2 separate regions of the Homo sapiens genome follow, and region 2 is linked to region 1. The links are chromatin contacts, found by Hi-C or POLR2A ChIA-PET in ENCODE. All regions are on one chromosome and are shown on one strand. The core of a region is the stretch at or near the end of the contact, and the rest is flanking DNA. Distances in the headings are between cores, read along the strand shown.

What was found. Hi-C counts contacts between places; a loop is a spot of excess contacts on that map. ChIA-PET counts read pairs that join two places held with the same protein, here RNA polymerase II (POLR2A).
Region 2: a map of KBM-7 shows a loop between it and region 1 (6-fold over the local background). The contact joins two enhancer-like sites. A Hi-C loop is called at or near these places in 2 of 168 maps with a recorded cell type or tissue (IMR-90 and KBM-7). POLR2A ChIA-PET finds 5 or more read pairs at or near these places in 3 of 52 experiments (H1, HepG2 and activated CD4-positive, alpha-beta T cell).

The regions. Positions count from the first base shown.
Region 1 is chr22:17,490,726-17,493,827 of GRCh38, forward strand. The region is part of intron 2 of CECR2 (CECR2 histone acetyl-lysine reader); the gene reads left to right. Among named protein-coding and RNA genes, the nearest start is that of SLC25A18, 71 kb to the right of the region's middle. Within about 2 kb of position 1,691, at least 4 of the 41 ENCODE cell types and tissues checked have a DNase peak (open chromatin) inside an H3K27ac peak, as active enhancers do.
Region 2 is chr22:17,550,904-17,554,446 of GRCh38, forward strand. It overlaps CECR2 (CECR2 histone acetyl-lysine reader), which reads left to right. Exons shown (of 19, transcript NM_001290047.2): 18 at 1,128-1,239; 19 at 1,932-3,543. The coding sequence ends at 1,937. Among named protein-coding and RNA genes, the nearest start is that of SLC25A18, 11 kb to the right of the region's middle. Within about 2 kb of position 2,073, at least 2 of the 41 ENCODE cell types and tissues checked have a DNase peak (open chromatin) inside an H3K27ac peak, as active enhancers do.

The sequences.
Region 1 (3,102 bases), core at 441-2,940:
GGCATGAGCCACCATGCCAGGCCTCCTTGTGTTTTTTTAAAGTGTACAATTCATTGGTTTTTATGTATTAACAAAATTGTGCAACCATCACCACTATCTAATTGCAGAATACTTCTATTACCCTACAGAAGACACTTTGTACCATTAGCAATCATTCCCTGTTTCCTCCCACCCACTTCCCAGCGTCACTATTCTTACTGTCTCCACAGGTTTGAGTGTTGTAGGCCCATCTTATAACTGGAGCCATATGGGAAGTGTCCTTTTGTATCTGGCTTTTTTCACTTAGAGTTATTTTTCAAGTTTTAACCATGTTGTAGCATGAATCAGTACTTCATTCATTTTTATGGTAAAATAATACTTCATTGTGTGGATACACACTTAATCCTTCAGTTCATGGGTATGTACGCAGATTTTAGCTTTTGGCTGTTAGGAATTCTGCCGCTTTGAACATTTGTGCGCAAGTCTTTGTGTGGATGTGTTTTCCTTTTCTCTGGGGTGTACACCTAGGAGTTGGAGTGGCTGGGTTGGTAGTTCAGTGCAACTTGGCGAAACTTCCACAGCAGCTGCACACTTAGCCTTCCCACCGGCCGTGTGTGAGGATTCCGTGTCTCTGCATCCTGGTCAGCACTTGTTACTGTGTGTTTTTTGACGTCCTCCATTATAGTGGACATGAGGTGGTACCTCATTATGGTTTTGACTTGCATTTCCCAAGTGGCTAAGGTTGAGAAACTTCTCTGCTGCCTTCTGCTTTTTGTTCCTTTGTTGGTCCTTTAATGCTTTCTTTTAGGCACATGAATTTGTTTTAAGTGTATCACTTTATTTCCACTATTGGCTTCTTATTCTGTGTGTGTGTGTGTGGGGGGGTGGGTGTTTAGCAGTCGTAGGGCAAACAATATATATCCTTAAATTTTATCCAGAGCTATTCAGAATTTTTATTGTACCTCTTCATGCCTTATACATGATACTTGAGACTTCTCACTTCATCTGTACAGTATTTAGGTTCCATTAAAAAAATAGCCTTTATCATTTTAAAGATACATTTGGGGTTTATTCACTTTCTTGGTTACCCAACATAAACATTCATAAACACATGTAAAAATCTGTATTATGTACATGTTTCTCTAGGCAAAGATGTTTTGCAGATTCTGCCTTAACCATATTTTCCTTTAATTTGAAATAACCATGATTTTAACTTATCTTGGCTGTCATGTTGATTTTAGTATGTGGGATATAGTAGCTATTCTACAGCCCTAGAGAAGAAGAACTGTTATTTTAATTATTTTGGCCTGGTCTTTTTATAAGCTTCGAGAATAAATGCTTTATCAAGTATTCATACAGAATCTTTTACTTGTTGCTTTACTACTAGAACCAGAATATTTATCTCAATTCAGTACTTATGTTAAACGTGGCCTGTGTGTACATGTATTTCATTTGCTTCACAAATTGTTGTAGCAAATGGGAGAATGCAATTTGATTTTTCATCTTATCTCCATTCTGGGAAGCCTGGTGCCAAACCTTTATTGCTCCCCTGTAGAGAGACCATGGCTGCCCTTTCATGTCCCTAACACATGCCTCAAAGAACTTAAGAGTCTTCTTCTTGTGATCTCCCCAAACAGGGTGCAGATATTAACAATGTGTTGTCCTACACAGTGAAGAATTCTGCCAGTTCCAGCCGGCAGAGGCTTGTGCTGGAACACTTGAATCAGGTCGTGCCGTCCTTGGTCTCAGCAGTAGAAGCATGTTCTGTCTGGAGCAAGCTGAGAAATTCTCTGCTGGGCCTCTAAGAAATGGCTAACTTTAAGAGTTTGGAAAGGTTGTTGACTCATTCTTATTTTCACTCTTTCTTGCTCTTTCACTCATAGAGGGAAAAAAAGAGGTAATTAAGAGCCAGTCTCTTACTGCTGTTTTGTAGGATGGAAAATGAATGCGAAAATGGGTCATTTAAGAGTATTTGGAACTTTTCCTAGACAAGAAATAAAATAGACCTTGTTGTTCTGAGAAATTCCGTTTGGTTTGATCTTTGCATTACTATTTTTAAATGAAATGTTTTATTATAGTTCAAGATAATTTCAGAATGATGAGAATTACTAAGTCATTAAGAGGGAATTGCAAGGAGATGAATGGATGAGTAAGTGAATGAATGTTCCAGGTAATCTAAACTTGAGAAGCTTAAAAATATGTACACATTAGTTTTTAGCAGCACAGTGCCACTGTTCTTTTTCCTTTATTTTATTTTACTTTATATTTTATTTTATTTTATTTTTGAGACAGAGTCTGGCTCTGTCGCCCAGGCTGGAGTGCAGTGGTGCAATCTCAGCTCACTGCAACCTCCTCCTCCTGAGTTCAAGTGATTCTCCTGCCTCAGCCTCCCGAGTGGCTGGGATTACAGGCACGTACCACCATGCCTGGCTAATTTCTGTATTTTTAGTAGAGACAGGCTTTCTCTGTGTTGGCCAGGCTGGTCTCAAACTCCTGTCCTCAAGTGATCTGCCCATCTCGGCCTCCCAAAGTGCTGGGATTACCGGCGTGAGCTACTGCGCCCGGCCTCTTTTTCCTTTAAATAGTAAAACCTGAAAGTACATGCAAAATTGTGTGCTCATTTTTCTGGGGGAGAAAGTATGTAGTCTTTATCAAATTATTAAGTGTTTTCTGTCCTATAGAAGATGAAGAACCAGTAAGTCAAAAGAATTAGCCTGATTTTTAGCTTCCTGAAGCCTTTTTATTTCAAATCACCCTTAGCCAGTGCCTTTGCCCTCAAGAGATTTTTCCCCATTCACTCTCTGATGTTTAAAAGGAGATGTAGATTTCTAGGAGAAGGTTGATCTACATACAAGGAAATGGAATTGTCTTGGATTGTAGGCCCTCAGGTGTCTCCTAGTTAAGGTGGCATGGAGATAGATGCCTTAAGAAAGCTTTTAGCAAAAGTGATGTAATTTAAACTGAGTAGGACAATAGGCCTGTTGGGAAGGAATCTGAAACATGGAATTGTTTGAGACAAGTAAGGGCTTCCAGACAGACTGTTGTCTAAAGGAGCAGCACTGCGGATGCACACGCAGTGTTTGTGGGCTGGTATGCCTGTACTTTCTCAACCTCACATTGGAA
Region 2 (3,543 bases), core at 823-3,322, 61 kb after region 1:
TGCACTCCAGCCTGGGCAACAGAGCAAGACTCTGTCTCAAAAAAAAAAAGTTATGAAGCATAGTCTTGAAACCAGTACCATTCAGCATAAAAACCAGTGTTCCCCTCCTCAGTGCCATCCTGTCATCTTATTGCTAGACCCTCTCTACTATTTAACATTTTGTCGTGTTTGCTTTATATGTCTCTAAATACCTGTTTTCTTTGCTTTGCTTTTTTTCCTAAGCTGTTGGAAAGTAAATTGTAGACATCATGGCCCTTAACCCCTCAATACTTGAGCATGCATCTCCTAAGAATGGACATGCCTTGGAGCACCATTTCAAAACGATTACCACACTCAAGGCAAATAACAGTATCTAATAGAGTTTTTGTTTCTGTTTCCTCAGTTGTCCCCAGAGTGTCTTTTAGAGTCGTTTCTTTGTGTTCTATTTTTATTGTTTTTTTCTGATAAAGGATCCAATGAAGGCTCATGGATTTGCATTTGGCTGCCGTGTCTGTTTAGTCTCTTAATTTATAGCAGTTGTCATATCTTTGTTTTGTTTTCCAAAGAGTCCAGGCCAGTTATCATGGAGAGTGTTCCAGATTCCAGATTCATCACACAGTCTCCTTGTGTGTAGATGAAACTCTTGTGCCAGGTGCAGTGGTTCATACCTATAATCCCAGCACTTTCGGGGGCTGAGGCAGGAGGATTGCTTAAGCTCAGGAGTTCGAGACCAGCCTCGGCAACATAGTGAGATCCTGTCTCTAGTGAAAATAAAGAACTTAGCCAGGCATGGTAGCACACACTACTCAGGAGGGTGAGGCAGGAGGAGCACTTGAGCCCAGAAGATTGAGGCTGCAGTAAACCATGATCCTGCCACTACATTCTAACAGGGTGACAGAGCAAGACCCTGTCTCTAAAAGAAAAAAAAAAATAGATTAAACACTTTTGTCAGGAGTGCAGTAGGTGGTGCGTGTGCGTGCCACTTACTGCCCCAGGGGGCACAGAATGTCGAGTTGTCCCAGTATGGATGATTCCAGGCCTGATCACCGGGGTGATGAAGGCAGTACCCTCGTGACTACAGTGTCTTGTTTCTTCTGTCGTTAACACGTCTTCATTAATTCTTCATTGCTTCTTTCTCGTGGCTGTAGAATGCAGATGCACCCGGTCCAGTCGCAGGCCTCGTTCCCAAAGACCCCCACAGCAGCAACATCACAGGAGGAGGTGCCGCCTCATAAGCCTCCAACACTTCCCCTGGATCAGGTAAGGATCACTAAAAATTAGAGCTGTTCTTCTTCCTCCAGGTGGTAGGAAGTAAGTATATGACAACCTTGCTGTTCTGAAAAAATGTTTTAAGGTATCCTGTGGATACAGGAACTTTGCCTGTATCGTGCTTCCTTGGCACTTGGAAAAAGAGCAAGAGGCCTCGGAAGTCACCTCTCACATGTCTCTTTTTCTTATTGTGATATGGAATGCATACCTATTTGGTGAGTATTTAAACCTCATTTTTTCCAAGCCATCTGCAAACATTTTTTCTGCCATGATCCCTTGTCTGTTTTATGCTTCCCACCTTTCTCATTGGAGAGAGACTAGTTGGTGGGTTTTAAAGTAGTAATAGCTGCCTCTGAGTGCTGCTTCTCTCCCATGCGTTGTCTCGTGCAGTGCTTCTCTCCCATGCAGTCTTTCCCTTGACCCCCACAAAGTAGTTCTCATTGGCTGCATCATCATCATTTCCCAGTGTGCAAGTCCTACTACTGTTAAGCACTGGGACTGGGATCTGAATTGAGAAGTCCAGGACTCTAGAACCTACCCTCTGGAAGTAAACTGTAACTGATGAAACAGAATCAAGCCATTTTCACACATGAGGAGCTTGGACATTCTTTGGCTTACTTAAGTTTTTTTTTTTTTAACAACCCAATTTTTATTTTTGTTTAAAATGTCTTTGTTTCTTTCAGAGCTAGTCCAAGGAGGAAATGAGCCCCAAGCAATGGAAAGCTGCACACGAAGACTGGAATGTGGAGAACTGGGGAGTGCCCTGTCAGCTCTATTCCCATCACCTGCTCCACCCCTTCACGGCGACCCACTCGTGCCATACTTGAGCTGGAGCCAGTCACGGGCCCTAAAAGGACACTCCTTAGATGACTGACACACAGATTGCAAAGGTCCTCGGCCAGGGATCTCTTGCACAGCTGATGTAGACAGTCAGGCAAAACTAATGAACGTGGAGTTAATGATGACTTTTCCAAATCCTGAGACACTTTTCAGGGAAAATCACTTTAAACTTGGGGGAGGGGGTATACTCAAGAATGGAGTGGTGCTTTTAAACTTTGATGAGCAGCTAAACTCAGGTATATATTTGGGGAAGGGACTACTCTTAGTATTAATGGTTTTGGAGCTGGGTCCAGTTTACAGAATTTTCATGTTGCCTTTTAAAATAATTTTTGTTGGTGGTGAATGTATTGTACATAAAGTGGGAAGGGTGGGTGGGGATGCGGAAGAAATGGGGGTCCTAACTGGTGGGCACACAGCACTGGAGTGATTTTTATCTGTTTACAATCATGTCACACTGAATACTTATGGGAGCCGGAGATGAGGGTAGGAAAGGTTTGATCTTGTAATATGTCACTGTGTTTCCTTAGTGGCCAGCCAGCCTTCAGAATAGCTAAAGGCCTTCCTTCCTTCCAGTCAGCCTGAGAGAGAACACCTGTCCCCTAAGCACCTGGTGTCTCCATTGGAGGCAGACTGCTCTCAGGAGACTACTAGAAGCTTCAGCCCGGAAGACAGGCTGCTCTCTCATGCTGGTGGCCCAAATTGAGAAAGTGGTGTCCCTTCCTGATTTTGCCACCAGCCCTACCGAATAGTTGTAAACCAGTATCAGGAATTGGGATCGCTAGAGTGTTTCACGTATTAGAAGATGAATCGTCCTCATCACAGACCTCCCTGTCAGGACTGTGATCTAGAAGGCATCACACACAGCTTTCTGGCACGAATCACATTTTGTGGAAGTGACTACTCAGGTTTGTATATTTTAGTATCAATAAAGAATTGCACAGGTTTGAATAGGAAAAATGTATTCTATAGATTTACAGTTTGAATTTAGGAATATTTCAGTATATATAGTTTTTATTCGTTTTAAGTGAATCATAGTAAAATCAGTCATGGTGATTTAAAATAGCTATCAAGAACAAGTTCTTGGAATTATCTGTTGTATCTGTGATAGGAAACCATTTTACAGTATTAAATTACTTTATTACAGTTGTAGAGTTGAATTACACTGGATTCTCCCTCGTTAGCATTCTGTATTTGATTTTAGCTGAAAGGTCACCAAAGTTAGGACCCATGTTTTAAACTTTTGAATATTCCACAAAAGAAAAAACTAAGGAAAATACTGAAATTACAGGTCTTTGTAAAGAATAGCATATTTTTAAGCATGCTTTTGGGATAGTAGAAGAGTCTCTATGAAATATTAATCTGCCCTAGTTTCTTATAAATTCAGCTGTGGGAGGGGCCAGTAGAGTGTTTCCCTCCAATTCCAGGATTCCTAGTGAAGCATGGAACTGTCGTGTT